Regions from separate parts of the Homo sapiens genome. Here regions 1 and 2 are each linked to region 3. A link is a loop called in an ENCODE intact Hi-C map of the cell type or tissue named here. Cell type or tissue: endothelial cell of umbilical vein. All regions are shown on one strand. Links, peaks and the distances in the headings refer to the core of each region. The heading gives the core; the rest is flanking DNA.

Region 1 (10,792 bases), core at 3,524-8,523, 74 kb after region 3:
CCCAGGACTGAGGAGTTCCCAAGATGCAGGACATGCTGAAACTAAGACAGTCCTCAGCACACCAGGATGGTGGGTCACCCTGCCTGTGCTGGGTACTGGGGATTTGAGGAGCATCAGGGCCCGGGCCTGGCCTGATCCCTCTGGAAACTGGAAAGGCTCCTGCACACGGGGAGGTATGCCCCATGCAAGCTGTTGTCACTGGGAGCAGGGAGAGGGTGAGGTACCCTGGCAATATGCTGTGCTCAGCTTTTTCCCAGTTCCCTGGCTCCAGGCCCAGGCAGATTCGGCAAAGCAATCCTGGCCATTGCCTGGCTGGGAAAGCCAAGGCTGGAAGTGGCTTTCCCACAGCAGCTGCCATGAGTCAGTGCCCAGGGGCAGGGTGGTCAATCCCACCTCCAGCCACCCACTCCCCATGTGAGCAAGCCGCTTTACCTCTCAGAACTGCCTCCTGTCCTTACCTGGGGGTGGAGAGGAATGTGGCTGGGTGATCACCAAGCCTGGTAGTGGCCTTCTGTTTCCGAAGGCCTTTCCAGGAACCCTCCACTTCACCAGGAATTCAAAGGCGTGGGTGCCTACCAAGAACTTGGTCACTGCTGAGTTCTTGGCAATAACCAGGTGAGGACATGCCAGAAAGCACCTAGAAAGATGGGCTTTTGAAATCAGACAGAACGAGCCGTAATCCCAGATGGTCACTGAACCTCATTTTCCTCCTCTGTAGAATGGGAGCAATACCACCTACCTCTCACTATTGGGGGAGTGAATAAGATTCTGAAGATGTGGAGACAAACCAGATGCTCAGAACACACCAGTCCCCTTCTTGCCCCTCCACCTATCATGCACTCTGTGCCCCAGCTGGCCTAGTCTCAGCCTAATAGACCCTTCATCTGCTCTCTGCCCTCTCCTCTATTCACTAACAAGCCTTCATTGGCTATCCACCATGTGCTGGTCTTTTTAGGAACTCAGGTGAAGCAGACAGATTTTCTTCTTAAACGGACTCTCTGGCCAGGTACAGTGGCTCAAGCCTGTAGTCCCAGCAATTTGGGAGGAAGAGGCAGGAGAATCTCTTGAAGCCAGGAGTTTGACACCAGCCTGCACAACAAAGGGACACCTTGTCTCTTTAAAAAAAAAAAAAAAAAAAAGGAATCTCCTTTCCCTTTCTTATAGGGGAAGTCAAGGCAACTTCTGGGAGGAGAAAGAGCAGCAGTGGCCATGGCCCCTGAGAAAATAGGAGACCAGCTCCCTCATACTGCCCCTTTCTTGGACTGTCACCCTCTTCCTGGATGCCCTTTCCCTTCAGCTGCTGTCCCTCATCATCACTAACATCCCCCACCCCACCCCCAGCCTCCCCACCCCACTGCTCCTTTTGTTCAGACACCTCCTCCAGCAGGGAGGCCTGCCCTGGGTCCCCGGGCAGAATTAACTGTTCCTTCCCCCATGAAGTCTGAGCAAAGTTTCTCCTTCCCAGGGCCTCTGCCTCTTATCTTTGTAGCTTGCAGGGTCTAGCTCATTGTTGGCAGCCATGAATATGGAGAAAGGAGAATCAGAAGGGAAGGGGTGGGCCTGAGTCTATGTTCCAGTTTGGGAAGTTAACAAAAGAATTCCTGCCCGCTCTGTGCCCAGGCGGTGACATTCCCTCCAGAAAGGGAGAAGGTGACAGAGGAGAGGAAGTCTGCCAGGGTAGGGTCCATTCTACGTCCTTCCAGTGTCTTCCTGCCTCACCTCTTGCCCCTGTTTTATGCCCTGAGGCTGGCTGTGAGCAGCCCATCTCCATTGGCAGGAGGCTGCTGGAATGGGGGAGTTTCCCAGACTGGGATGCACATGTGAGGACATCAACTTTGCTAGGAGCAGTGGGTCTCCTCGAGAAGTCATTTCCTTGTGTGTGAGGGGCTTGACCAGATGACCTTAAAGTCCTTCCAGAAGCAATCTTAGGATGCAGAAATGCTGAGATTTCTGGATCTTCATTTCCAGAATCTGTGATCTGAAATGGTTCTGTCCAATATGATAGCCATGAGCCACATGTGGCTACTGAGCCGTTGGTATGTGGCTAATCAAAACTGTGGTATAAGGCCGGGTGCGGTGACACATGCCTGTAATTCCAGAACTTTGGGAGGCCAAGGCGGACAGATTACCTGAGGTCAGGAGTTCGAGACCAGTCTGGCCAACACGGTGAAACCCCGTCTCTACTAAAAAACACAAAATTAGCCAGGCATGGTAATCCCACTACTTGGGAGGCTGAGGCAGCAGAATCACTTGAACTCAGGAGGCGGAGGTTGTAGTGAGCCAAGATCACACCACTGCACTCCAGCCAGGGCAACAAGAGCGAAACTCCATCTCAAAAAAAAAAATTGTGATGTAAGTAAAAAATACACGTTGAATTTCAAAGATCTAGTACAAAAACTGTGAAATCCCTCATTAATCATTTTTATATTAATTACAGGTTTCAATGATATTATTTTGGACATACTGGGTTAAATAAAATTTATTAAAATTATTTCACTTGTTTCTCTTTACTTTCTTAAGTGTGGCTACTAGAACATTCCCAATTTAATATATGACTCACATTTATATTTTTTTCTCCTTCCTTCCTTCCTTCCCTCCCTCCCTTTCCCTCCTTCTTTTCTTTTTTCTTTCTTTCTTTTTCTTTCTTTCTTCCTTCCTTCCTTCCTTCCTTCTTTCCTTTCTTTCTTTCTTTCTTTCTTCCTTCCTTCCTTCTCTCTCTCTCTCTCTCTTTCTTTCTTTCTTTCTGAGACACAGCCTAGGCTGGAGTGCAATGGTATACTTTCGACTCACTGCAACCTCCGCCTCCCAGGTTCAAATGATTCTCATCCCTCAGTGACCTGAGTAGCTGGGATTACAGGCATGTACCACCACACCCAGCTAATTTTTGTTTTTTTGTTTTGTTTTGGTTTTTTACTAGAGATAGGGTTTCGCTATATTGTCCAGGCTGGTCTCGAACTCCTGGGCTTAAGATCCGCCTGCCTCGGCATCGGAAAGTGCTAGGATTACAAGCGTGAGCCACTGCGTCTGGCCCACATTTATATTTCTATTTCTCAGCACGGTCACCCAACTAAGCCAAGACTTCCCTGGGCACCTATTAGCTTTGGGGGTGTGAGAGTATTATTCTTTTCCTAGCAGAGAAGCACCAAACCCTGATGCCTTATGAGAAAGTGCTGCTTCCTCCTCCCAAATAAAGACTACCCCAATTCTCCTCTTCTACCTTAAGGCTAGTTGCTGGGGAGGTGAGGAACAGGATTCATCTTCTCACACTATTCTCCCTCCCTCCACAAAGAAAACAGAATTCAGGCCAGGCACAGTGGCTCAGGTTTGTCTCTAATCCCAGGGTTTTGGGAAGCTATGGTGGAGGGATCACTTGAGGCCAGGAGTTTGAGTCTAGCCTGGGCAACAAAGTGAGACCCTCGTCACTACAAAAAATATAAAAATAAAAATAATAATTAGCAGGGCATGGGGGCACTCTCCTGTAGTCCCAGCCACTCTTGAGACTAAGGGGTGAGAGTCACTTGAGCCCAAAAGTTTGAGGTTATAGTGAGCTATGACCGCATCACTGCACTCCAGCCTGGGTGACAGAGGGAGACTCTGTCTCTAAAAAAATAAAATAAAAAGAGAAAACAGAATTCAGACAGGACTGGGAAATTCCTTCCCAGGCTTGGCTTCCAGCCCAGCAAGAGCCAGGCTGTCGCACCCAGAGGAAACCCCCAGCTGCCCCTTCCTGCCTGGTCCAACCCTGCCCCCAAAGTCTAAGCCATGCTGGGAGGCACCTGAGGAACTACAGGAAGCGTCCTCCCAGCTCCCCCATCCCACAGGCCCCAGCCAGGACAGCATAAGACTGGGCATTTAAGAGGGCACATGACTCTCCCCACAGGGAATTTACACACCAGCCAAGGGGGCGGGGCAAACCCACGGGGTAACTGGAGATGATCACATAAGCAGCCTCCATCTGCTGGGAAACAGCAGGCCTTTAATGAAATGTGGGTAGATGTAGGCCCTGTGTCTCCCTGCCTCACCTCCACCAATATTCTTTTCCTCATTTTGAGAAGGAAACGAAGATGGGGCACAGTGGTTAACAGCAAAGCCTCAGCACTCCTTCAGGCATAAGTTTAAACCCCAGTTCAGCTTGTTGTGTGACTTTGAGCACTAATATCCCTGACTCTGAAGAAATTCCTACCATCGAATTGAAACCCACTTTCCAGTGGTGTCCACCCACTGATCCTAGATTTGTTTTCTGAGGTGATCCAGAACCTTCCACTGCCATTGCCTAGTGAGAGTCATTTAGAGGCCTGAAGACAGTGAGATCAAGGGCCCCCAGAGGCTTACCTTCTCTGAGTTAGCATTCCAGATATTTCCTTGGAGTGCCTCCATCCTGCCCACCCCTCAATCTATTGGAACCCCCCAGGAACTCAATATGAGAGGCAGACCACTGTGGTCATTAAGTGGGTGGATTCTGGAGTCAGATAGCTGTGGTGTAAGTCCTGGCTGCACCTCTTTTTAGCTGTGTAGTCTTGGGCAAGTTACTTCACCTCTCTGTGGCTTGTTTTCAGTTTCCTCACTTCAAAACAGAGACAATAATAGCTCTGATGGGATTGTTGTATTATGAGGATGAAGTCAGTTAACACATGTTAAGCCTTAAAACAGTGCCTGGGATAGTTTTGCTCATATGTCATCTAACGTGTGTGTTGTGATGGAGTGCCCTCCCTACTCCATTACCAGTTGATTGGTCCAAGGGGAGGCTTGACCTAAGCTGGGCCAATGAGTCTTTTCCCAGGGATTTTTAGATCTGAGATGCAGAAAACAGAATCAGTTTTTCTCCATTATCTTGAAGATGCAAGCTATAAAACTCAACCTTTTTCTCTGCACCATGAAGAAAATCAATGTGCTATGAAAGAGAGGGAAGATAACGTGCAGAAAATAGGAAAGACATGAGACAGAACAAGAGAGTCCTGGTTTCAGTTGCTCCTAAATACCAGCTCGATCCCAGCTCTTCTTAAAACGTCATTGTTTGCAACAGTATTTGCTGTGTAACAAGGACTTCAAATTGTTAGGGCTTAGGGCTTAAAGCAGGAATTGTTTATTAGCTCATGATACTATATGCTGCAGTTTGGCTGGGCTCAGCTAGGTGATTCTTCTGCTCTTATCTCCTGGGTTCATTCATGTAGTTGTAGTCAGCTGATGGCTTAGCTAGAGCTGGATGGTCCAGGGTGGCCTGAAGGTGACCCAGCACTTACTGACTGTCTGCCATGTTCCAGGTCCTATGGGAATACCAGAATAGAGAAAATTAATATTTACCAAGCTCCTACTTTGTGTTAGGCCAATGATGGAAATTTTAGTTGCATTATCTCATTTAATCCTCCTAATTGCCTGGCACATAACTCTTGTTGATATCACCCCCATTTTACAGATGAGGAAACAGGTTCCAAGAGAAATAATTTGCCTAAAATTTCAAGACCCAGAGGCACAGAGTTGGAATTCAAGCACAGGATTCCTGAGTGTCTGCAGAGCTCATGCTCTTGCACTGCACCATCCTGCCCTTCCCACACCAAAGAGTAAAACTTAGCTCTACCTATTTGCATAGTGTCTCTAAAAACAAACAAACAAACAAACAAACAAAAAAACTTGGCTCTACCCTCACGCTGCTTAAACTGTGGCCAAGTGGACTGAGTGGATCCAACATCCAACGGTGTCAGATTCAATGACATTCATTCAGTAAATATTCCCCCATACCTATTTTGTACTGGGCATCATGTTAGCTATTAAAGATGAGGAAATGACTCAGACACAGGATGCAGCAGCAGCAGCAGCAGCAATGTGGAGGAGGAAATGATTAATCCTGCCTGGTTTGGGCTCAGCATTGACTCGTTTATCAACCTGACTCTTAAGGAATGGGTGACGCTGGTGAGGAAATGCAGTTCAAAGCAAACTCCCCTTTCCACAGATGTGCAAGAAGGTCTCTGAGTTCCAGTTATGTGGCAGCAATCAGAGGTCAAGGTCATCATCTGGCCAGATGCAGTGGCTCACACCTGTAATCCCAGCACTTTGGGAGGCTGAAGCAGGAGGATTGCTTGAGGTCAGGAGTTCAAAACCAGCCTGGTCAATATAGTGAGATCCTGTATCTAAAAATAATAATAATAATTTTTAAAAGAGAGAGAGAGAAAGGAAGGAGGAAAGATGAACAGGTCCCAGCCAATTACTCCACAGAGTCAGTCTCACATTGAGGCAAGAGGACCAGCCTTTTATACCCCTTACTAGTTTCTTCCCAGGACTGTCAAGGACTAGGGTGGGGGAGATGGGAAGCTTCTATTTGGCTGAGAACAATTCTCAAAAGAAGCGGGCAGCTGTGACTGTTAGTAGTCTACATCATGGCAGCTGGGAAAGGGGATCTGGACAGGGCAGCAACAGCATCCATTCTGGGGAGTCTCGGTGTACTTACATTATAAATCACACAAACAACTTTATAGGCACAAGCCAACTCATTTTTCTCTCTTTTATGTGTTTAAATGCAATATTAGAGGGCCGAGGCAGGAAAATTGCTTGAGTTTGGGAATTTGAGATCAGCCTGGACAACATAGCAAGACCTCATCTCTATTACAAAAAAAAAGAAAAAGAAAAAGAAAGAAAAGAAAGAAAAGAAAGGAAGGAAGGAAGGAAAGAAGGAAGGAAGGAAAAAAAAAAAAGCTGGATGTGGTGGGTGGCGCATGCCTGTAGTCCCAGGTACTCCAGAGGCTGAGGCAGGAGGATGGCTTGAGCCCAGAAGTTCAAGGCTGCAACTTGTGCCATTGGCATATGATTTTTCCACTTGGCATATGACTGTGCCATTACTCCAGCCTGGGTGACAGAGCAAGACCCTGTCTCAAAAAAAAAAAAAAAAAGCAATATTAAATTATACACTTTGTATATAGTGTAAATATATGCATTTTCCATATACTGCATATTACCATGTAGCATATATAAAAACATACCTATTACTATAAGGATTGAATTCACAAAAATGTAATAAGCTCCTTACTGAATTTTTTTTTTTTGAGACGGACTCTTGCTCTGTCACCCAGTGGCATGATCTTGGCTCACTGCAGCCTCCACCTCCTGGGTTCAAGCAATTCTCCTGCCTCAGCCTCCCAAGTAGCTGGGACTACAGGCACATGCCACTACACCTGGCTATTTTTTTTTTTTTTAATTTTTAGTAGAAATGGGGTTTCTCCATGTTGGCCTGGCTGGTCACCAACTCCTGACCTCAAGTGATCCACCCACCTCAGCCTCCCATAGTGCTGGGATTATAGACATGAGGCACTGCACCACCCAGCCTCCTTACTGAGTTCTTAAGGACTGCATATGACTTTTGCCTTACCTGCTGATTTTAGAACTTAATGCCCCTGCCTCCTTTACATGTGACTCCATTGCAGCTGGTTGAGCCCCTCCTGCCTTTCCTAATCTCCCTCTTCCACAGGGTCACAGGGTTTGGGGTCATGCAGGGTGACCTCCTGGCTCCAGTGGCTTACCATCCCATTCGTGACACAACCCAAACTCTTGACTTGGTGCCCCAACAATCTGACCCGTGCCTACCTGCTTGATGGTCAATGCTCAGCTCACCGCCCTCCAGCCTCAGGGCTTCCAAAAATGAATGAATGAATGAATGAATGAATGGGTTCACTGCCATGCCCTAGCAAGTCACCTCAAATCCATTCCATACTTTCCACTGGCAAAAGTTCCGTAGAAGGAGCATCCCTTTCCCGCTTGGAATGCTTCCGTTGTCCCTCCCTACCCACAGAGGCAGGCTGACAATCGCTTGCTTGAGCAGGCAAGTGTAGGGCATGAGGTTAAAAGACCCCAGTTCAAGTCCCACTCTTGCCACTTGCTAGCGAGGCAACATTAGCCAAACTAAGCCTCTCTGAACATCAATTCCTTTCTGTAAAATGGGAGAAACACCTCCTGCCATTTCTCCTTGTTGCAGTGAGATGACACAGAAAGCTCTGCACAGATGATTTTCAATGTTCTGAGTCCTGACTTTCAAGGGTCTTCACCCTTCAGGACTGATCTCTCCCTCTCTCAGCACCCATTTTTCCGGCCTCACCCAGCTACTGGTACTTCCTGAACATCACTCTGTACATTCACATCATGGTGCTTTCCCTCAAAAGCTGTGCTGTTTGTTTAGAAAGCCCATTTCCTGCCTTCTTCATCTGTCCAGATCCTGACCATCGTGAAGTTCCCCTGCCTCTGGGCTCACTTCATCTTTGATGTCTGCTCTACACCAGTGAATGTCTCCCTCACCGCACTCTGAGCCCCTTCTCTGGGTCCAAACTGCTAATCCCAACACCACACTGCACTGCTCCATCTGGACCAGGACCCGTGCTCAATGATGGGACTTCACAGTGGAGGAAGACCCCCCTCCACCTTCAAGAGGGCCACCATCTATTGGGATCAGAGAGGCTGAAAAGCACTTGACCACTTATTTGCAGGCTAGGAGAGCAGAGTGCTTAGGTACACTTGCACTGATGTCAGACATACCTGGCTTTGAATCTCAGGATGTGTGGAACACAAATCCAACTAAAATGGTTTAATTAAATAGGGAGTGCTTTTTTCAAATACTTAAGAAGACCAAGGTAGGAATCCAGGGCTGCTACAGAGTTTCCATGGCGCATGGAGGGTTCAGGCTTCAACTAGATTTCACTCTGCCATCCTTAGCATGGACCATGATTTTTCTTCTCCGTACCTGTTTTCTCATTTATGATGTGGGAATAACAGTATCTTCCTTATAGAATTGTTGTAAATATTAAATGACCAGATGTATGCAAAGAGCTTAAAACAGTACCTGGCTCTATATTAAGTGCTCTATAAGTGTTAGCTGTTATTGTTACTATTATTCTGTCCTTACGCTGAAAAAATGGCTGCTGCCTTTCTAGGCATCACATCCTCATCCCTGTCAGAAAAAGAGGAAAGGCAAAGCATAGAAAGTGAGTGCTGGCTGAAACCGTCTGTTTTTCCCTTCAATTGAGGGGAAATCTATGTAATATAAAATTAGCCATTTAAAAATGAATAATTCGGTGGCATTTAATACATTCACCATGTGTGTGCAACCACCAACTCTATCTAGTTCCAAAATTTTTTTATCATCCGTAAAGGAACGCTTGTATGCATTAAGCAGTTGCTCCCCATTCTCCCTTCCTCCCAGCACCTGGTAACCACCAGTCTGCATTCTGTCTCTGTGAGTTTACTTATTCTGGATAATCCCATTTGTTTTCAAAGAGCTTTCCAGGAAGCCCCACCCAGCCTTTTCTGCTCAGACCTCATTGGCCAGGAATGTGTCTGATTTTTGGCTGGGCAAATTGATGCCCTAAACAAAATCAGCATCTGTCATTCTACTTTTTTTTTTTTTCCCTGAGACAGAGTCTTGCTCTGTCACCCAGTCTGGGGTGCAGTGGCATGATCATGGCTCACCGTAGCCTCAACCTCCTGGGCACAAGCAATCCTCCCGCCTCAGCCTCTCAAAGCACTGGGATTACAAGTGTGATTCACCGGGCCCAGCCTAATTTACTTATTTATTATGTTTAATTATTTATCTCTCTACCATCAGAATATCAGCTCCACATGGGCAGGGAACTTTGCCTGTTTCATTTAGACACCTAGACCAGTGCCTGATTCATACTGTATCTCATTAATATGAAATGTTATCAATTTTAAAAGATTCTTGTCTCCTTTGAGACAGGGTCTGGCTGCGTTGCCCAGGCTGGAGTGCACTGGCACGATCTCATCTCACTGCAACCTCCACCTCCTGGGCTCAGGCCATCCTCCCACCTCAGCCTCCCAAGTAGCTGGGACTACAGGCGGATGCCACCATGCCCAGCTAATTTTTTAATTTTTTGTAGAGACAGCATTTTGCCATGTTGCCTAGACTGGTCTCCAACTTTTGAGCTAAAACAATCCACTCACCTTGGCCTCCCAAAATACTGGAATTACAGGGATAAGCCACCATGCCTGGCCTAAAAGATTTTTATTTTGGAAAAGTTAGTGTGAAAAAAGATTTTTGTGTCTTAGAATCAATAAAATATAGTTGTAAGTTCTCTAAGTATTAAAATGTGGAATGAGGCAAAGCACGGTGGCTCACGCCTATAATCCTAGTGCTTTGGGAGGCTGAGGCTGGAAGATTGCTGGAGCCCAGGAGATTGCATTGTGCCACTGCACTCTAGTCTGGTTGACACAGTGAGACCCTGCCTCTAAAACAAAACAAAACAAAACAAAAAATTACTTAGTGTGTTAGTCAATGATAAATGCTGAGAAGAAATAGAAAGTAGAGCAAGGTAAAGCCCATTTGGGGGATGGAAAGGAGACAGGTTACTATATTAATATACAGTTGACCAGTATTTATGGGTTTTACATCTGTGAATTCAACCAGTCTCAAATTGAAAAAAAAAAAAATTGTTTTAAATTGTGACTAGGCCAGGTGCAGTGGCTCATGCCTATAATTCCAGAACTTTGGGAAGCCAAGGTGGGAGGATCACTTGAGCCCAGGAGTTCAAGACCAGTCTGGGCAACATAGCAAGACCACGTCTCTACAAAAAAGAAAAAAGAATTAGCCAAGCATGGTGGTGCATGCCTGTAGCCCCAGCTACTCAGAAGCCTGAGGTGGGAGGATCACTTGAGCCTGGAAGGTTAAGGCTGCAGTGAGCCATGCTCATACCACTGCATTTTAAGACCCTGTCCAAAAAAAAAAAAAATTATATCTGTACAGAACATGTACAGACTTTTTCCTCTTGCCACTATTCCCTAAACAATAGAGTATAACAGC
Region 2 (10,792 bases), core at 2,628-7,627, 99 kb after region 3:
ATGCCCTCCATAGGGCCTTTTCCACATCCAAAGGCCTATTACCTTGTGTGTCAGAGTCGCTGAGGGGTCTTTCTCCACCAGACTGTAAGGCTCACCATCGCCCCCTGTGTGGCTCAGAGGGCATTAGGAAGTGCTGGGCCAGGCATGGTGGCTCACACCTAGAATACCAGCACTTTGGGAGGCCGAGGCAGGAGGATCACTTGAGTCCAGGAAAATTTTAATACATTTTAAACTTAAAATTTCATTTTTTATTTATGAGGTGTAGTTAACTCTAAGGTTGGCAAAACAAATTTTCAAAATAATTTTTTAAAAATAAAAATAGTCTGGGCGTGGTGGCTCATGCCTATAATCCCAGCACTTTGGGAGGTCGAGGCAGGTGGACCATTTGAGGTCAGGAGTTCGAGACCAGCCTGGCCAACGTGGTGAAACCCCATCTTTACTAAAAATACAAAATTAACTGGGTGTGGTGGTGGGTGCCGGTAATCCCAGCTACTTGGGAGGCTGAGGCAGGAGAATCACTTGAACCCAGGAGGCAAAGGTTGCAGTGAGCTGAGATTGCACCATTGCACTCAAGCCTGGGCAACAAGAGCGAAACTCTGTCTTAAAATAATAAAAATAAATAAATAATAAAATAAAATAAAATATTATAATCCTATTTATATAAAAAAGAGATGTGTATTATGTATATGTATGTAACGTATGTGTAGTATAATGGAATCGTGTGTGTTTGAAAAGTCTTGTGTGGGGGTGGTCTGACTTTTTACTCTGTGCTTTCTACATTGTTTGAAAATTATTTTGTCTTAAGCGTATATTTATTTTGACCAAAAACATGTGTTTGTTTGAAACAAAACGATTGGCTCACACCCTTTCTTGGGCTAGGGCAGTCTGCTGTCTGATGTGCCCGTTTTATGGCAAAGCCCTAAGCCTGAGCTCCTCTGTGGGAAGAGGCATACAAATGAGCCCCGCTGGAGACCACCCTCTAATGGGCTGTGGAGGACTCCCTGCTCCATCCCTGGCCACACTTCTGCTTCACGGAGATACCTGGACTTGATGTTCGTGGATATCTACCCTCCGTGACTCTACAAATGAGAACAATCCCCAGACAGGTGCGGTGGCTCACACCTGTAATCCCAGAACTTTGGGAGGCTGAGGTGGATGGATTACTTGAGGTTAGGAGTTCGTGACCAGCCTGGCCAGCGTGGTGAAACCCCGTCTCTACTAAAAATATAAAAATTAGCCAGGCATGGTGGCGGGCGCCTGTAATCCCAGCTACTCGGGAGGCTGAGGCAGTAGAATCGCTTGAACCCAGAAGGCAGAGGTTGCAGTGAGCCGCGATTGCGCCATTGCACTCCAGACTGGGCAACAAGAGCGAAACTCTGTATCAAAAAAAAAAAAAAAAACAACGCCTTAGAATCTTGAGTGTCACACAGACTTCAATGGGTCCTGCGCTCAGCTCCCTATTTTAGTGGGGGGCGGGGGCGGGGGGGCGGGGTGCCATGTTGCCCAGACTGGTTTCGAACTCCTGGGCTCAAGTGATCTGCTCGCCTCAGCCTCCCAAAGTGCTAGGATTACAGGCAGGAGCCACTGCGCCCAGCCAAGCTTCTGGATTTAAACGAAGGACAGGGGTGGTCCGGCTCTCCTCAGAGACGTCTGTGGAGTGGTGCTTCTGCCCCTAATGAGACAGCAACACAGACAGACGAGCAGCAGGGCCTGAGAGACTTGGCGTCAGACCTGGGCTTGTCTCTCAGGCCCTGCTGCTAGCTTGAGTCTTTCAGGCCCTTCTGGGTTTGAATCTGGCTCCAAACTACATACATGACATTTGGCAAAGCCACTTTACCACTGTTAGCCTCTGTTTTTGTTTCTAAACTAAAATATGTTCCAATACTTACACACTCAACAGATGGGATTAAACGAGCTATTGGCTGATGTACTTAGCACGGTGCCTGGCATGCAGTAAGTTCCCAATAGCAATAGCTATTTCCAACTTGGCACAGCAGTGCTGAGTCAGCAATAGCTGTGAGTATGTCCAGAGAAGGGGTCCAGGGTGGGCAGGGAGGACTTCAAACCATGTCCCACGCAAATGGCTGAAGGACGGGGCTCTTCAGCCAGCGGAGAAAGACCCAAGGGCAGAAGTAGGCGTCTGCTATTTATGCCTTCCAGGATTTAGTCACCCTTCTCCTGATAAAAGGTTTCCCAAAAATTCCTTTGGGAAACCACCTCTCCCTCGTTTATAGCCCACGTAGCTTGGGTAAGTTTTCTTGTTCCCCTGTATGTGATTCAAAATAAAATACTGCTTAGCTGTAAAATCAGTGTAAGGAAGCCCCAAATCTTTCCATGGCTATTTTGCAATAGCAATACTTTATCTTCTTCTCCTCCTCGTCCTCCCCTTTTTCTTCTTCGCATCAAAGTCTTTCAAATTTGCAGCTAGTACCTTAAACACATGAGCTGTCTGCTTGTTAGGTCATTCAGTACTGACTCATGATATCTCACCTGACTCGCTGTCATCTAAGCTAGCGCATTATTATTCCAGGTTATAGAGAGATGAGGGAACTGTGGCTTACAGAGACGAAATGACTTGCCTGCTTCCACACAGCTAGTAATTTATTGAGTTAAAATATTTAACATAATTGGGATGGTGCCTCGCACATAGTAAGAAATATTTAAGTGTTAGCTGCTACAACAAAGAGAACAAGAAAAGTGGATTTCATTTTGTTTTGTTTGAGACAGAGCCTCACTCTGGAGTGCAGTGGCACAATCACAGCTCACTGCAGCCTTGAATTCCTTGGGCTCAAGCAATCCTCCTGTTCCCAAGTAGCTGGGACTACAGGCGCACGCCACGCCATCCAGCTAATTTTTTAATTTTTGTAAAGATGGAGTCTCACTATGTTACCCAGCCCGATCTCAAACTCTTGGGCTCAAATGATCCCCCTGCCTGGGCCTCCCAAAGTGCTGGGATTACAGGCATGAGCCACCGTACCTGGCCCAGAAAGATGTTAAAGTGGCTTGCAGAGCAGAAAAGACTTCTTTCTGATTCCACTCCGTCATTCAGACCCAGATTGCTTGCTTCCTGTTGCTCTGCTTTTCATGACTCCAACCTCGTGGGCCAAGATGTCTCCTCAAAGTCCAAGTTGGCTTTCTTTCCTTTTCTATCTTTTTCTGCAGAGCGGAATCTGGGTCATGGACATCTTTGTGTCTGGCTCTCAGGAAGGTGAGACTGAGGAGGTGAGCACACCTGGTGTTCTAAGGCCCAGTGACTCATGTCACTTTTCAGATTTTCTTGACAAGAATTTAATTACATGAGCACACTTTGCAGTAAGGAAGGCTGGGAAATACGGTTTCTAGCTGGCGACAATGTGTTCATCAGTAACTTAATTACTCTGGAAGAGGGGAAATGGATTTTGGTAGACAACCAGCAGCCTCCACCACAGCCAAGTGACAGTAATAAGTGGCTCAGTTGAGATTAGAACTCAAGTCTCCTATGCCCCAGAGTACTTGGTACAGATGGGGAAGATATCAGAGGCCTGAGTCCTACATAAAGAGAATTGTTGCCTGGGCACAGTGGCTCACGCCTGTAATCCCAGCACTTTGGGAGGCCGAGGAAGGCAGATCACCTAAGGTCAGGAGTTCGAGGCCAGCCTGGCCAACATGGTGAAACCCTGTCTCTACTAGAAATACAAAAATTAGCCGGAATGGTGGCACGTAGTCCCAGTTACTCGGGAGGCTGAGGCTCGAGAATCACTTGAACCCGGGAGGCAGAGGTTGCAGTGAGCCGAGATCGCACCACTGCACTCCAACCTGGGTGACACAGCGAGACTCTGTCTCAAAGAAAAAAAAAAAGAACTGTTTAGATTTAGTAGACCTGGTAGCAGTCATCACTATGAATACTCATCTGTGGCAACTCACTTCCCTTCTTTGAGTCTCAGTTTCCTTGTCTGTAAAATGAGGATAGTAAGGGGCCTTACCCATGAGTTGCTGCTGTGAAAACACTGACCACAGTTCATAACACATACTAGGTACTTACACAGTGGGAAGGATGGGGTAGAATTTGAACATGAGCACGTGAAAGAAGGAAATTCCAAGGGAGGTGACAATGTGTGCAAATGCCGAGTGACATGAATGAATAAGACTTTACTAGGAAAGGCAACAAGTCCGGGGTGGTTAGTGTGTAGGGTGCATGGTCAGCGGGGGAAGGGTTGTGCTCGGAGTAGGCAAGGGTCAAAGAGGGGTGACCCTTAGTGGCAGGCTGAGGAGCTTGAACTTGATTCTGTTAGTAATGGGGAGTCACAGACGACATGAGCCGAGTGGAAACAGTTGGGTTTGTGTTTTGGAAAGGTCACTCTGGCTGTGGTGAGTAGAATGGATTTGAGAGGGGCAGGTGGGAGAAATGGAGAGCGCTGAGAAAGCATGAAATGCAATGTCTAGCATACATGAATATTCTTTTGAAGAATGAATGACTCTATCTCGATTACTTAGGATTATGCACGTGGCTTTGAGTGACAGAAAAACAGTAGCTTAAATAAAAAGAACCAGGTAGGTAGTCCAGAATGGGTGTAGTTATCCATAGTGTCAGCATCTAGGCCCCACCACCTTGTTGCTTTGTCATTTGTGGGTTAGACCTCATGATCCAAAAAGGCTGCTCGAGCTACCATATCAACATTCCAGCCAGAAAAAAAGAGAAAAGAGGAGTCGTGAACTTTCTGGAAGTTTTCTGCCCCTAACTACAAAAGAGGCTCAGAAATGTAGTCTTTATTCTGGGTGGCCATATGTGTAAGCAGAATTCAGAGGTTCTGCTACTGGGAAGAAGATGGGAATGGATCCTGCAGTCACGATAATGACCCACTGATGTGGAGGCTACAGGAAAGGAGTGGAAAATGATTCCCAGGGGTGTGGCTTGGGGCACAGAGTGACTCTTCCATGAGGTGAATCCTAGCAGGAAGAGCAGGCTGTAGGGAGCAGGATAGATTAGGATGGACACATCAGGCCATCCAAGGTGGACATCTAGGAGGAAGAGGGCCAGATAAATGGGTCTGGAGCTCAGGAATTAGGTCTGGACTGACAGTAACTTTGTTTGGGGGGGTATTAGCACATCCATTGTTGCCTTGGGAATGATGATGCCCAGTGATAAAAGAATGTGGCCAAGGACAGAACCTTGGATAGAGGCCGAGAATTAGCAGCTGGGGAAGTGGGAGAGAAACAGCAGAAAGGTGTCCTGAAAGCCCAGGGAGATGTTTCCCAAAGGAGGGCGTGGTCAGGGGTTCCTAATGCTGCTGAAAAGTCAGGTAAAGTGAGGACTAAAAAGAGGCTGTTCAATTGGGCAATCAGAAAGTCAAAATGACTTTGCCAGAGCAATTCCAGGGGAGTGGAGAGGCAGGAGACAGGATGCCATGGTCAGTGGGAAATGGGAAAAGAGGAAGTCAGGTCAACAAAGGTAGATGAATTGTTTAAAGGATCTTTTTGGACCTCAGTGTTTCCATGGGTCAAGTGACCCATGTCTGGGGCTTCTTTGCTGCGCTTTTTAGTGGACTTAAAAGCATTGAAAAGGCCTCTACAGTTGGGTTCGGCCTGGACGGCGCCTGCTTGAGATGGGATGCAACACCCATCTTTTCTCGGCAGGTGGCAGCACCACACCAAGTGACACCACCTGGACACCTCGACCAACACGAAATCCACATTGCACATCAGTGCATTTTCAGAGAAATGAAGCTTAGATCCCCAAACACCAAAGCGTTGGGTGGTGGTTGTTGCTGTTGTTGTCATTTTGGATGGAAGCCTTGAGTAGAGAAAACTGAATGGAACTTTCTGTTCAAGTCCTGGCTCTGTCACTTACTGGCTGTGCAACCTTCAGCAAGCCCTCTCACACATGCAAGCCTGCTTCCTGGTTGGCAAATCGGGCATGAGAACAAACCCAAAACCACCTCATGGTGTCACAGTGAGTCTGTAACAAAGTGCGCTTGTGTCGGATGTTCCTGTGGACAGACTCAGGGCTGGGGTGGGCAAGCGGGGATGGGCTCAGAAGCAGAGGGAAGGGACCAGACCCGCACAGCCATGGGGAGGGGGTGCCTGTGGTCTTTACAAAGGCTGCACACAACAGTACTGCTGGAGTCAGGAAAGTTGGGTTCGGATTTTGCAGGTGAGGGAACCAAGGCTCCCATATGACTCTCCACAGTCATACCCCTCAAACAGGCAAAGCAGAGGCACCAAAACCAAACTTCAGAAGAAGAATTTGATGCATAATATTTTTGAAAAAAAAAAAAAGGCTCAGAATTGCAGCATGGGAAAAATCTGAACTTCGTGGAACTTCTTTCCCATTGTTGTGTGGTTTCGTATTGTTTGCTGCCCTTCACTCCCCTGGTCCCTGTTTAATGCCCACGTTCTGAGAGCACCCCTGTATCTGCTCCTTCCCCCTAAGATGACATGGGGGAGGTTAAGGATGTGAGGGGAGGAGAGGAGGAAGCCATCCAGCCATCTGGAGGTCGAGAGACTCGGGCTCAGCTCTGGGCTCTGCCTTGGCTTACTAGGCCTCAGTTTTCCCAGCTGCAAAATGAGGCTATGGGACCAGTGGTCCCTTGGGAGCCTTGGCAGCTCTGACTTTTTATGAAGGCTTTGGATTCCCCTTGAGCTTCCCTGACCATCTCTCTGAAAGACGCCCCCTGCAACACAGTCACTATTCCATTTCCATTTTATTTTCTTCACGGCACTTATCACCCCATGAAATTATCGTGTTTTTTTTGTTTGTTTTCTGTCTAGACAGTAATCTACTATCTACTCTATGTGAGCAGGGACTTTGTGAGTGAGCTGCTAGGACCTTGGCACCTAAAATAGTGCTTGGCATGTACTAGAAATGAACAAACAATTGTAGAATAAGTGAATGAAGGGCAGAGAACACAGCCCCTTACTCTCTGAGACAAGTCCTGGAGTCCCCTTCTGTCAACTGCTCAGTTCTACCACCCCTATTTCTCTCTCTCTCTTTCAGATGTGCTGAACCTAACTAAAGCACCTTCAGGTGAGGTGTCCTGCCCTCAAAGTCCAGTCTGTTTTCCTGGCTCCAGACAACTCCAAGCCAAGGTCTTTACTGACGCCTTGTGGCCGTGGGGACACACAACAGGGACTGGGTGTATTCTCACTGGGAGATGATCAATCCCAGGTGGCTCTGCTTCCCTCCCTTCCAGCCAGCATATACGAATCACCTGTGTGCCCAGCCTTGCTTTGGGGAGAGTGATGACCCCAGCAGATGCATATCTTTTCTTTTTTAGAGACAGGGTCTCACTCTGTCACCTAGGCTGGAGTGCAGTGGCGCGATCATAGCTCACTACAACCTTGAACTCCTGGTATCAAGTGATTCACCCTCCTTGGCCTCCCAAAGTGTTGAGGTTTAAAGGTGTGGGCCACCGTGAACTGGCCACAGATGTGTTTCTTGTCCTCCAGGAGCTGAAGTCACACCAGGGGAAGGAGCAAGATTGTGGGGTCCAGGAGAGGATTTAGGGGAAGTCTGGCAGGGGCGAGTGGGAAGTAAGGGCAGACCCCATCCGAGTTCTGGGCAGGCGGGGCAGCTTGGGTCTCAGGCCTCAGATCCTTCTGCCAGGGTATCTGTTTGACAGCAGTCTTCCCACCTCTTCCAGGAAATCCTTCACATCTCCCACTCATTTTAGAGCCTGTTTGGGAAAAAAAGAAAGAGAAGAGGATATGCCTCATGCCCAGAGAAGCCATTTGGGACAAAAACAAAGATGTTGAAGGAGGATTTTTAAAATCCTCTGTGATGTATAATGTAAGTCTTCTATGACATTGCTTCCAGTAAAATCCACCTTACTAGCTGTCTTAACCAGGTCTTGCCGTGATAATGCCATGAAGAAAACAAACCCCCAATCTCAGTGTCCTACAAAATCAATGATTATTTCACACTCCTAAGTCTCCAAGTCAACTGCAGTTCAGCTGATGCTGGCTGGGCCAGGCTGGACTCTTGAATTCAGTCTAGGTCAGGTCTGCTCCACATGCCTGCATCCGGACCCAGGATGAAGAAACAACGGCTATCCGAGGCTCTCGAGGTGGAAGAACTTTGCCATGACTGTATGGCTTCCGCTTGAAAAAAAGCATACTGTCCTTCCTACCTGCCTTCGATTGGCCAAAATAAATCCCATGGCCAAGCCCAAAGTCAGGGGGTTGGTAGAGTGGATGCTATGGGGTTCCACCCAGATCCACCCTTCAGAGCCTGCTGGGAATCTTCTGCTGGCTCACAACTGTGTCACTCATTGGGAATTGCCCTTGGCCACAGGGAACTGCCTCACCCACAGTCATGGCCATGATTGGCTAATGATTGGCTGATGGTTTCCTTTGAAGGAAAACAAAGGCCTGCCTTCTTCCTTCAGTTTAGCACAACTCTTCGGGGATAGATGAGCTCTAGGGCTCCTGAGGATCAGCAGCTACCTCAGTTGCTATCGCATAGTAGATCAACCTCTCCTTCTGTCTAATCCTACCTCCTACCTTCCTTATAGATGAATCTCCTGAGCACACTCCCCTAAAAACCTTCTGCACACCACTCTCTGTCTCGGAATTGGTTTCCAGGAAACCTGCTGTAAGACAGATAGGCAAGTACACACCATGCAAGGGTAACCATGGCAATGGCAAGGAAGGAAGGAAGACTTTCAGACAAAGAATACAATCGACTACAATAGTTACATAAAGGATACATCACAGAGACAGATCTATTTTGCCTGCAGCAAAATGCTAGGCACATGCTCAATGTGTATGTAAGGGGAGAATTGAGGCCACCTCTGGGAGGTTCCCATTTTTTATTGCACTGATTATATTTTGTATATTAGGATTCCAAATAGGTTATGCTGTAGCAAAGGTTCCTGGGCCTTCAAAAAAGGGTTTTCAAATCACTTGGTTCCATGATGTCTATAGCTCTGTTCAGCTCTGCCAGTTGGGATGGGGCAAACCCGAGTGATTCTCAGATCCTGTGCATTTACAGCAGAAAATGCGTCAGGTTGGTGGGTGAAATCCCTGTTGCAGGTGTCATTGGCTGAATTGCATCCCTCCAAAATTCATATGCTGAAGTTCTAACCCTCAGTTCCTCAAAATGTGACTGCATTTGGAGATAGGGCCTTTAAAGAGGTAATCAAGTTAAAATGGGTTTTTTAGGGTGAGCTCTAATCCAATATTACTGGTATCCTTATAAGAAGAGGCGATAAATACATCAACAAGCAAAAACCAACCCCATTAAAAAGTGAGCAAAGGATAGGAACAGACAATTCTCAAAAGAAGATATACAAGTGGCCAAAAAACATGAAAAAATGTTCAGCATCAATCATCACTAATCATCAGAGAAATGCAAACGTAAACTACAATGAGATATCATCTCACACTAGTCAGAATGGCTATTATTAAAAAGTCAAAAAATAACAGATGTTGGCGGGGTTACAGAGGAAAGGGAATGATTATACATTCTTGGTGAGAATGTAAATTAGTTAAGCAATTTGGAGAGTTCTCAGAGAACTAAATATAAAACTACCATTCCACTCAGCAATCTCATGACTAGATATATACCCAAAGGAAAATAAATCATTCTACCAAAAAAACACATGCAACTGTATGTTCATTGTAGCACTCTTCACAATAGCAAAGACATGGAATCAACCTAGGTATCCATCAATGGTGGACTGGATAAAGAAAATGTGGTGCGTATATACCATGGAATACTATGCAGCCATAAAAAGAAGGAAATCATGTCCTTTGCAGCAACTTGAGCAGCTGGAGGTTATTATCCTAAGCAAACTAATGCAGAAACAGAAAGCCAAATACTGCATGTTCTCACTTATAAATGGGAACTAAACATTAGTTACACATGGACATAAAGATGGCAACAATTGACACTGCAGACCACAAGAAGGGAGAGGGAGGGAGGGGATCAAGGGTTGAAAAATGACCTGTTGGGTACTGTGCTCCCTACCTGGGTGATAGGTTCTGTCGTATCCCAAACCTCAGCATCATGCACATCATGCAATATACCTTAGTAACAAACCAGCACATGTGTCCCCAAACCTAAAATAAAACTTGAAAAAAGAAAAGAAAAAGAAAACTAGGAACACAAAGAAGAAGAGGAGGAGGAGGAGGAGGAAGAGGAAGAGGAGATTATTAGGACACAGAGAGAGACCTCAGACCTGTGTACATAGAGAACAAGAGATAATCATGCAAAGATACCAGAAGAAGGCAGCCTCTACAATCATAGGAGAGAGGCCTCAGAATGAAACCAACCCTGCTGATAACTTGGTCTTGAATTTCCAGCCTCCAGAACTTTGACTGTGTGATCATGCACTTCTGTTGTTTAGACCTTCCAGTCCATGATATTTGCTATGCCATCCCACACAGACCAACACACCGTGGTAGCAGCTATCACGGTCCTGCTATACACAGAGGTGGGTGGTAGGGGAAGATGTGCCTCTCAGCTTCTCAGAGGGAAAACGAAACTGTTTTAACAATTGGAGCTGTCAAAAGTACGTGAAATATGGCCCAGTGCAGTGGCCACTGCACTCTGCACTCTCAAAAAAACAAAAGTACATGAAATAAATTATCTAAATAGAGAAATAACTGCATGGGTTTTTTTAGATCTACAAGAGTGTAAACATCGCAACGTATTCAGAGCACCCATCAAAGTGAGCTGAGCCCCTTGGTACAGCTTCTGAGCCTGGGCCTCCAGAGGCCTGATGGCTTCTGCTTTTGCCCTCTTGCCATATGAAGAAGTACAGTCTAATCTACTGGAGGATGAGAAGCTCCATAGAACAGAGATGAGCCGTCT
Region 3 (10,792 bases), core at 3,089-8,088:
TTTACTTGAAAAAGCTCCCTGGGATGACCCTAGCCAGATGTTAATGGGAGGAGAGTTTGAAAGTCTCAGCAACCTTGCCTTAGGTTGGAACAAACACTGAGGTGTAACTTATATGCCAGAGCTCCCCTTCCTACCCGACTCTACCTTACCCCACCCCGCCCCACCCCCGTGGGATCAGGGTGAGACTACCTTCCTCCGGATTTCGCATGAAATCACACGCTTGCTTGGCTTCCTCCTCTTCCCTGCCCTGCTTCCCCTACACCCTTGCTGGTTATTCCCCACCCTACCCCTAAGGGAGCACTAATCAATCACTTATACAGGAATCCTCTCAGAGTCTGCTTCCAGATCGCCTGACCTAAAACACCAGCCAACTTGCAGTTTCTAGAGCATGCTAAGCACGTTCCTATCACAGGGACTTTGCACGCTGCAGGAATACCTCCCCCCAGACACATGCACGGTTCACATCTGCACTTTGTTTGTGTCTTTGCTCAAATGCCACCTTATCAGTGAGTATTTTCTTTTTTCCTTTTTTTTTTTAGACGAGTCTCGATTTGTCGCCCAGGCTAGATTGCAGTGACCCTATCTTGGTTCACTGCAACCTCCACCTCCGGGATTCATGTGATTCTCCTGCCTCAGCCTCCTGAGTAGCTGGGATTACAGGTGTGTGCCACCATGCCCAGCTTATTTGTGTATTTTTAGTAGAGAAAGGGTTTCACCATGTTGCCCAGGCTGGTCTCGAACTCTTGACCTCATGATCCACCCGCGTCGGCCTCCCAGAGTGCTGGGATAACAGGTGTGAGCCACTGCGCCCGGCCATCAGTGAGTATTTTCTTAACCACACTGCCTGAAATAGAACCACTCCATCAACTTCTATCCTTTACCCTGCTTAATTTCTCTATGCAATTTAGCACAGCTTGGCTTAACAGTATTTAATACACAGTATTTTGTTTATTGTCATTCTCTCCTACCATAATATAAGCTCAGAGGCCAGGAACTTCGTCTTGTTTTATTCTCCTCTGTATCCCCTGCACTGGAATTGATTAATGCCTGCCAGAAGAAAGGCCTTGTCCGGGTGTGGTGGCTCATGCGTATAATCCCAGCACTTTGGGAGGCCGAGGTAGACGGATCACCTGAGGTCAGGAGTTCGAGACCAGCCTGACCAACATAGAGAAACCCCGTCTCTATTAAAAATACAAAATTAGCCAGGCATGGTGGCACATGCCTGTAATCCCAGCTACTCGGGAGGCTGAGGCAGGAGAATCGCTTGAACCCTGGAGGCAGAGGTTGCAGTGAGCTGAGATCATGCAATTGCACTCCAGCCTGGGCTTGAAACTCCATCAAAAAAAAAAAAAAAAAGAAGAGGCTGGGCGCGGTGGCTCACGCCTGTAATCCCAGCACTTTGGGAGGCCGAGGCAGGTGGATCACGAGGTCAGGAGATCGAGACCATCCTGGCTAACACGGTGAAACCCCGTCTCTACTAAAAATACAAAAAAAAAAAAAAAATTAGCCGGGCGTGGTGGTGGGTGCCTGTAGTCCCAGCTGCTGGGGAGGCTGAGGCAGGAGAATGGCATGAACCCAGGAGGCGGAGCTTGCAGTGAGCCGAGATAGCGCCATTGCACTCCAGCCTGGGCGACAGAGCGAGACTCCGTCTCAAAAAAAAAAAAGAAGAAGAAGAAGAAAGGCCTCAAGTATATTTGCTGGTTGAATAAATGATTGAATATCTAAGGATCTATGCAGACTTAGGTAGTAGACAGTGGGTTTTAGCTTTGAAGAGGGAAAACAGCTTTGTAGATTCCAGCATTTATTGATACACCAAAGCTGAGTCAGGAGCCCGAAGGAGCTCATGGTCTCAAGGAGGACCCAGACCCCACTCCGCAGTGGCCTGTGCACTAGGCTATACAGACACAATGGAAGAAACAATCGCTTCTGCCTGGGAGAATCCAGGAAGGCTTCACAGAAGAGGCCACATTTGACATTAAAAAGGATCAGTTTCTCTGGAGGAGAAGGTGGGGTTGCAGTCCTGTTAGGAATAGCTTGTAAGAAGGCATAAAGTCCATGACCTGCCTGGTGTGGACAAATTAAAGAGTGCCTGAGGAGAGCCACAGGATACTGAAGGACAGAAAGCAACAGAGTCACCAGAGGACAGCCAAGGACCTTGAATGCTGAGGTTTGTCCAGAAGGCAGTGGAGAGCCAAGTGCGGGGCTTAAGCTGGGAGAAGGGCAAAGGCGAGTAGGGTCAGAGCTGGATTTTAGCAAGTTACTCCTGGTGGTGACATGGACGAGGCTGAGAGGGGAAAACCAGGGGCTGGGAGGTCGGTTGGGGTCTGCCTTGATGTCACCTAATTTCAGCTCCAGGTGCAGAGCTGAGATGTTGGCACCAGAGGGCGCTCTGACCCAGAGCACGGGCCTCCTGCCATTCCCGTTCTGCTCCCGCTGGGCACTCACCTGGCGCTCTCGGAGACAGTTCGCACCTCCAGCCGGGGCCCGACCTGTGTGCTCAGCACACAGGCCTTGGGAAATCTTCTACATTACGTCTTGTTATTTGACTTTGTCTTTCCATGTAATGGCTGAGACTGTGAGGTGCTGCTGGAGGTGCAGTGGGGGAACAAATAGGCAAGATCCCTGCTGTCCTAGACCATGTGGTCTAAGCCAGCGGTTCTCAAAGTGTGTTCCCCGGGTCAGGAGGCCTGGCATCTCCTGTGAATGAGCAGACGCACAGATTCTCGGGACCCACTGCAGACCTGCTGAATCAGACACTCTGGGGCCCGTGGCCAGCAATCTCTGTTCTAACAAGCCCCTCTGGTGATTCTGATGGTGTCAAGGGTGAGAGTTGCTGGTCTAAGAAAACACTGCACACTATAGCAAGTTCCTTCAAAGGACTGATCCAGCAAGCTGCGGAAAGGCACTGACTCAAGGGAGCCAAGGGCCAAGCATAGAAGGCTTCCTGGAGGCAGTGTCTAGGAGTCAACTAGATAAAAAAGGGAGAGAAAGTCATTCCAAAAAGACAGAACAGGCTGGGTGCAGTGGCTCACACCTGTAATCCCAGCACTTTGGAAGGCCAAGGTGGGAGGATGGCTTGAACCCAGAAGTTTGAGACCAGACTGGGCAACATGGCAAGTCCCTGACTCTTAAAAAACAAATTTTTTTTTTAATTAGCCTGGCATGGTGGCTGGCGCCTGTGGTCCCAGCTACTCTGGAGGCTAAGTTGGGAGGATTGCTTGAGCTCAGGAAGTTGAGGCTACAGTGAATCATATTCTCGCCACTGCACTCCAACCTGGGCTAACAGAGTGAGATCCTGTCTCAATCAGTTAATCAGTCAGTTCAAAAAGAGAGAACTGTGCCAAGACCCAGAAGTAGGAGAGCTTAGTCTCTTATTGAACTCCAGCTCGAAGGGACCTGACACAAGGGCTCAGCCTTTGTCCCACGAAGTTCGCTCTTGTGACTTCTAAGTATGGTCTCATGTTTTCTTCTCTTTAAATTTTTTTTTTATTGTTTTTAGTTGACCTTAAATACTCTCCTATCCAAGAGGTTTCATGTTTTAAAAGACGTTGTTATCCTGGGCAATCTAGTGAGACCCTGTCTCTATAAAAAACAAAAATTAAAAAAAAAATTAGCTGGGCGTGGTGGCTTGCACCTGTACTCCAGATACTCAGGTGAGGTGGGAGGATTGCTTGAGCTCAGGAGGTCGAGGCTGCAGCCTGGGCAACAAAGGGAGACTCCATCCCTATTTGAAAAAAGACATCGTCTTCCAAACAAGCTGCCTTAAATAATTAATCTTCATTTATTTCCTACTATTATGAATCTATCTATCTATATATATATAGCTCCTATCAGAGTTTTTGATTAGCATGAGATGTTCAGACTCCCTATTCTGCATTAATCATTATAGCAACTACCATTTGCAGAGGGCTGACTCTGGGCCAGCCTACGTGCCAAGTGCTTTACATGTGCTAGCTCATTCAATCGCCACTAGAAACCTCTGAGTGGGGTCTTATCACTCCCATTTTACTTAGGAGGAAACTGACACCCAAAAGAGACTCAGTCACTTGCTCAAAGGCACATCACTGACTGTGGTCTAACCCTGGCCTATCTTCCTGTAGAGTGGACTTGATTCAAACGTTTCCCTGTTCCTTGGGAGTGATGGAGTTCCAGCCTGAAAGAAAGATACCTGGCCCATCAGCACATACAGTTTCATCCTGAGCAAATGCTTACGCATTCTTGTTATGCATTTAGAAGTCCTAATATAGCTCATGGTACCCATTCTATCTTGAGAGTTCCCTAGGGTTCTGGGACTCCGGGTGAGAATCACTAAGCTAGTCCAGCCTTTTATCTCTCCCCCTGCCATACTCAATATACAGATAAGAACGTGGAAGCCCAAGGAGGGGCAGTGAAGTCGAGGCAGCCTTCCAGGAACCCCCTCAAAGGATCCCCTCATGTCATAAAACTAGAAAAGACCTTCCTCAGCCAGGCACAGTGGCTCACGCCTGTAATTCCAGCACTTTGGGAGACCAAGACGAGAGGATTGCTTGAGCTCAGGAGTTGAAGACCAGCCTGAGCAACATAGTGAGACCCTGTTTCTACAAAAGATTTTTTTCTTTTCTTTTCTTTTTTTTTTAAATTTCCAACATTTATTTTAAGTTCAGGGATACAGGTGCAGCATGTGCAGGTTTGTTACATAGGTAAACGTGTGCCATGGTGGTTTCCTGCACAGATCATCCCATCACTCAGGTATTAAGTCCAGCATCCATTAGCTTTTCTTCCTGATGCTCTCCCTTCTCCCACCTCCCACCCTCCGACAGGTCCTAGTGTGTGTTGTTGCCCCCCCATATGTGTCCATGTGTTAACATAATGCAGTTCCCACTTGTAAGTGAGAACATGCAGTATTTGGTTTGCTGTTTCTGCATTAGTTTGCTGAGGATAATGGCTTTGAGCTCCATCCATGTCCCTGCAAAGGACATGATCTCTCTTTTTTTTTTTTTTTTTTTTTGAGATGCAGTCTCACTTTGTCGCCCAGGCTGGAGTGCAGTGGCGCGATCTCAGCTCACTGCAACCTCTGCCTCCCAGGTTCAAGTGATTCTCCTGCCTCAGCCTCCCGAGTAGCTGGGATTACAGGTGCCCACCACTACGCCCAGCTAATTGTTTGTATTTTTAGTAGTGACGGGGTTTCACCATATTGGGTAGGCTGGTCTTGAACTCCTGATCTCATGATTCGCCTGCCTCGGCCTCCCAAAGTGCTGGGAGTAAGTGCAGACATGAGCCACCATGCCCAGCTGATCTCATTCTTTTTTATGGCTGCATAGTATTCCATGGTTCTACAAAATATTTTTTAAAAATTAGCTGGGTGTGGCAGCACACACCTGTAGTTCTAGCTACTTGGGAGGCTGGGGCAGGAGGATAGCTTGAACCCAGGAGGTAGAGGCTGCTATGAGCCGTGATTGCACTGGTACACTCCAGCCTAGGTGACAGAGCAATACCCTGTCTCAAAAAAAAAAAAGAAAAGAAAAGAAAAGAAAAGAAAAAATAAAATAAAATAAATTAAAGGAAAGAGCTCCTTGGTCCTTGCGTCATTTTCCCTATCTCCTCCCTTTGCCCTCCCTCCTTACCTCACTCCCTGGCTTCCTTCCTTCTCAAGCTTCTAGTGAGCCCCTGCTCTGTGCCAGGCCCCTGGTGCTGGGGACACAGGGACAAACAAGTACTTCTTGCCATTCTTTCCATTTCTTGTGGGCTGTAGCACAGTGCCGCACATGCTATGTTATTAAGTTATCTCCACCACAAATGCCGTTTCCACCAGATGTCATTAGTGGCAACATGATCTACAGTCTCACTCACTGGCATTGCAGGATAGAATACAGCATAGCCCGCACCCACCTCCCCACCCCTCCAACCCTACCTACCTCTGCCCTTCTTCCTAAAAAGGGCAGATGCCATTTCCATTAGCCCTGTAGGGGGCACTGTCTGCCTCCTCCCTTTTTAAAAAAGGACCAGCTGGTAGACAGACTTCGTGTATCTGCCTTTTCTCCTTCATGCTTTCCTGCCATTCATGACTCATTGCTAATCAATTTTCTCTCTTCCTTGTGCCAGTTTTATAGCCAGGCTTCGCCATCTGCCTGGTGGGCGAGTTGTGTTAGTCTGTGTTTGTGTTAATAAATTAGTTCGAGTAATATTATCTGTGCTGGCTGCTAGGAATACAGACAACAGTTAGCCCTGGTGTCTGCCCTAGGGAAGCTCACAGTATGGGGTGGGAAGGGGAGGCTGCTATTCCCGCACTCTGCGAAAGGGCTGCTGGATAGGGTAGCTTTACTGTTAAGGGTGGGACTGCACTGTATTTAGGGCATGTTTACTATGCCCCAGTGAGCCCTGGGCAACACAAGGGCCCCTTTGGCTCTCTTGGCTCTGAAAAGGAAGCCAGGAGTCTTGGTGGGAAACCTCTAATAGCCGGGGGAGGGAAACGCTGTCCGGGAGAAAACCCTATTTGTTAGCAGTCTGGGAGTCATCTGTCCTTCCAGGCCGACTTTTAGTAACCATAACATCAGTTAAAATAATTTTTTTTTTTTTTTTGACACGAAGACTTGCTCTACTGCCCAGGCTGGAGTGCAGTGGTGGGAGCTCGGTCCACTGCAACTTCTGCCTCCCGGGTTCAAGCAATTCTGCTTCAGCCTCCCGAGTAGCTGGGATTACAGGTGTGCGCAACCATGCCTAGCTAATTTTTGTATTTTTAGTAGAAATGGGGTTTCACCATGTTGGCCAGACTGGTCTCAAACTCCTGACCTCAAGTGATCCATCTGCCTTGACCTTAAAATAATTTTTAATAAAGATGATTTTTAACATTGTTACAAAAGTAGTAATGTGCTCAATGAAAAAAATTTCAGTGATAGAGAAATAAAATGAATTTCAATCTTTGCCTTCAATCTGTCTCACTGTTAACACTTTAGTATGTTAATTTCCAGGTATACATAATAGATATTATAATCATATAGCTACATATGTGTATGTGTTTTTATAATCAAATATATGTGGAAAGAGCTAGAGAGATTATTGTCTTTCTTTTTTATTTTTTTATTTTTTGAGACGGAGTTTCACTCTTGTCTCCCAGGCTGGACTCCAATGACGTGATCTCGGCTCACTGCAACCTCCGTCTCCCTGGTTCAAGCCATTCTCATGCCTCAGCCTCCCGACTAGCTGGGATTACAGGCACGTGCCACCATGCGCAGCTAATTTTTGTATTTTTAATAGAGACGGGGTTTTGCCATGTTGGCCAGGCTGGTCTTAGAACTCGTGACCTCAGGTAATCCACCCACCTTGGCCTCCCAAAGTGCTGGGATTACAGGCATGAGCCATTGCGCCTGGCCAAGAGATCATTTTCAAAATATAAATAAAAATATAATAAAATATTAGGCCGGTCGTGGTGGCTCACACCTGTAATCCCAGCACTTTGGGAGGCTGAGGAGGGTGGATCACCTGAGGTCAGGAGTTTGAGACCAGCCTAGCCAACATGGTGAAACTCCGTCAAACCCTGTCTCTACTAAAATTACAAAATATTAGCTGGGTGTGATGACACGCGCCTGTAATCCCAGCTACTTGGGAGCCTGAGGCATGAGAATTGCTTGAACCCAGGAGATGGAGGTTGCAGTGAGCTGAGATCGCACCCCTACACTCCACCCTGAAGGTTAGAGCAAGACTCTGTCTCAAAAAAAAAGTATATATATATATATATCTATATATAATATTAAACATATAAAAATACCTGTTATAACATGTTATCTATATAATAATATATCTTATAGATATACAATATACCTGTTATTCAAATTGCTTTGTCTTCCAAACGGAGAACTAATTTCCATGTTGGCAGGTGTAGATGGATCTCCCTCATTCTTTTTATCAGCTGTATAGTATGGACACACCATGAGGTACCCAATTCTCTGGTGATACTCATGCAATTCCTGTCTTTTGTTATTATAAACAATGCTGCAAAGAACCACTATATATTTCTCTTTGCTCACTTTTGCCATTATTTCAATAAAATAAATTCTCAAAGGTGGAATGGATTTGATCAAAGGGCACATAAATATAAAGTTCTGATGAAATAGATGAATTTCTTTCCAAAAATAATATTGCAATTTGCATTTGCCCCAGGAGTGATGAGATACCAACTGACACGCTCCCCAACACTGGGTGCCTTTTAATTTTTGCAGTCTGATACATGAAATATATTATCCCATTGTTGTTTTCATTTGGATTTCTGTGGAGTCAAACATCTCTTCCTGAGTTGATTGGCCATTTGAATGTCATCTTCTATAAAGTGTATTTTCCCATGTCGTTTGTCTATTTTTCTTTTCTTTTCTTTTTTTGAGACAGAGTCTCACTCTGTTGTCCAGGCTGGAGTGCAGTGGTGTGATCTTGGCTTACTGCAACTTCCTCCTCCCAGGGTCAAGTGATTCCCCTGCCTCAGCCTCCCAAGTAGCTGGGACTACAGGCACCCACCACCATGCCTGGCTAATTTTTGTATTTTTGGTAGAGACAGGGTTTTACCATGTTACCTAGGCTGGTCTTAAACTACTGACCTCAACTGAACCACCCGCCTAGGCCTCTGTAAGTGTTGGGATTACAGGTGTGAGCCACCACGCCTGATTATATTTTTCTTACTCATGGTTTTCTTCCTTCCTTTGTACTTTTTAAATATTTTAAAATAATTAATTAATTTTCTTTTTTTTGAGGCAGAGTCTCACCCTGTTGCCCAGGCTATAGTACAATGGCGTGATCTCGGCTCACTGCAACCTCCACCTCCCAGGTTCAAGTGATTCTCCTGCCTCACCCATCCAAGTAGCTGGGGTCACAGGTGTGTGCCACTACACTGGGCTCATTTTTTGTAACTTCAGTAGAGATGGGGTTTCACCATGTTGGCCAGGCTGGTCTCAAACTCCTGACCTTGTGATCTGCCCACCTTGGCCTCCCAAAGTGCTGGGATTACAAGCGTCAGCAACTGCACCCAGCCTGTACTTTTTTTTTTTAAGTTGATTTGTAGGAGGTCTTTGCATATCAGGTTATTAGCTCTCATCTGCCATGTGGAAAGCAAATCAGTATTTTTTATAATTTAGTGTTTGTCATTTGCCTTGCATATGTTTTTTCCCCCTACAGAAGTTTAAAAATATTTATGTAGTAAGATCTGTCCATCTTTTCCTTGATAACTTCTGGGATTTGTGTCATATTTTAGAAAGATTTTCTCCACTCCATGATTAGGAAAACATTCTCTGATATTTTCTTCTAGCATGTTTATGGTTTTGTTTTTTACCAATGCATACTTAATCCATCTGGAATTTATTTCAGTGCATGCAGTAAGTTAGAGATTCAGTTTGGTTTTTTTCCAGATGGCTCATCAACATGTAGTTTCCCCTTACATATGTGAAATGCCACCCTTATCATACACCAGATTTTCTTATGTGTTTAGGTCTATTTGTGAATTCAATTCCACTTTACTTCTTTGTCTTCAGTTTCTGAGCTAACACGCTTTAATTATCGTAACTTTGAACATGCTCATAATCTTTTCCAAACCTTTCTCACTATAATAGCAACAAATCTCCTGAGAAGCTGCACACCCTTTCTTTGGCTCTGTTAATGTCTCTACAATGAGGCCAAACAGTCTCCTCAAGGTGACTGTAAATCTTTCCGCCCACTTTCCTTTGTTTATTCCACACTGCGCACCTGCTCTGTGTCTTGGCTGTGTGGGATCAGGAGAGACAGAGGGAACAACACAGATGCAGACCCAGCTTTACATGCTAACTTCAGTGATTAACCCTCAAGGCCACTGCAATTTTCATGATGACAAGTTCAGGGACACTGAACTTGCTCCCAGGGACTCTCCTGGAAACCATGCCCGGATCTCATTGCTTTCGGATGCCCTCGAGCCATGGCTCAGCCAAGGCCAGTGGTAACAGAGCCAAAAGAAGTTAAATTTTAAATAAACCTGACTTCCTCTCCAACATTGTTAGAGAAACCCTGATCCAGTTCATTCCGTTCCCATTAGATAAGAAAAAGCCAAAAAAGATGCAGTCATTGGGAACTGTGGTATGCTGTGAGCTTTTGGAAATGGATTCTTTTCTTTCTTTGCTTTGCTTTGCTTTGCTTTGCTTTGCTTTGCTTTGCTTTGCTTTGCTTTGCTTGCTTTCTTCCTTCCTTCCTTTCTTTCTTTCTTTCTTTCTTTCTTTCTTTCTTTCTTTCTTTCTTTCTTTCTTACCTTTGTTTTTTCCTGGAAGGGAAGAAAATGGAAGAAAGACTCTTGAGAAGGCTAACTTGTCTGGAAATGGTCTTTGAAGCTCAGCAGTGAGAAGACAGCATATTATGGGTCTGGTCCTGTGACCTTGAGCACGTCATTGAACGTCTCTGGACCCCATTTCACAAACATTCAGGCCCAACAAATAGGCGCTGTGCCAGAAGCTTTATTTATGTACAGTCTTATTGGATGCTCAGAACATTCTTATGAGGTAGAATCATTACTCCCTGGTTTACGCACAAGAATACCAAGATTCAAAAGGGAAATAGACAGTATGCCTGAGGCCACTTATTTGGAAGGAGCAGAGCCAGCAGAGGGTGCTTCTCCCTGTTACTGGGCAGAGTAGCGGGGGTGGAGTGGGGCAGGGTTCATCACCCCTGCCAGGAATCAGGACCCACGATGAAGCTACAGCCATTAAGACAGTACGGTATCCACATAGGGACAGACACATTGACCCCTGAGAAGGAGTAGAGAGACCAGAATCAGATCCACATATATATGGTATATATATGCGGCAGGAGT

The links. Peaks named below come from ENCODE experiments on the same cell type or tissue, not always from the same donor. Only the 100,000 strongest peaks of a DNase experiment are listed, where the experiment ranks them.
Region 1: a loop joins it to region 3, with 5 times the contacts of the local background. A loop is called at or near these places in 39 of 110 quality-filtered maps.
Region 2: it touches region 3 in a loop (11-fold over the local background); 104 of 110 quality-filtered maps call a loop at or near these places.

What each region holds. Positions count from the first base shown.
Region 1 is chr1:40,870,939-40,881,730 of GRCh38, reverse strand. No RefSeq gene overlaps it. Among named protein-coding and RNA genes, the nearest start is that of CITED4, 14 kb to the right of the region's middle. RefSeq lists enhancers at 1-324, 5,209-6,408 and a silencer at 5,089-5,260. In endothelial cell of umbilical vein, for the core only: no CTCF peak of the experiment used is centred there; DNase peaks (open chromatin) are centred at 3,800 and 5,840; H3K27ac peaks cover 3,316 bases.
Region 2 is chr1:40,845,008-40,855,799 of GRCh38, reverse strand. LOC105378676 (a long non-coding RNA gene) reads left to right here. Exons shown (of 3, transcript XR_947239.2): 2 at 6,974-7,003; 3 at 7,620-7,703. Among named protein-coding and RNA genes, the nearest start is that of CITED4, 12 kb to the left of the region's middle. RefSeq lists an enhancer at 3,712-3,801. In endothelial cell of umbilical vein, for the core only: CTCF peaks have their summits at 5,608 (motif pointing right) and 7,080 (motif pointing left); DNase peaks (open chromatin) are centred at 5,619 and 7,049.
Region 3 is chr1:40,944,259-40,955,050 of GRCh38, reverse strand. No RefSeq gene overlaps it. Among named protein-coding and RNA genes, the nearest start is that of CTPS1, 30 kb to the left of the region's middle. RefSeq lists an enhancer at 9,721-10,220. In endothelial cell of umbilical vein, for the core only: a CTCF peak has its summit at 5,972 (motif pointing right); a DNase peak (open chromatin) is centred at 6,100; H3K27ac peaks cover 515 bases.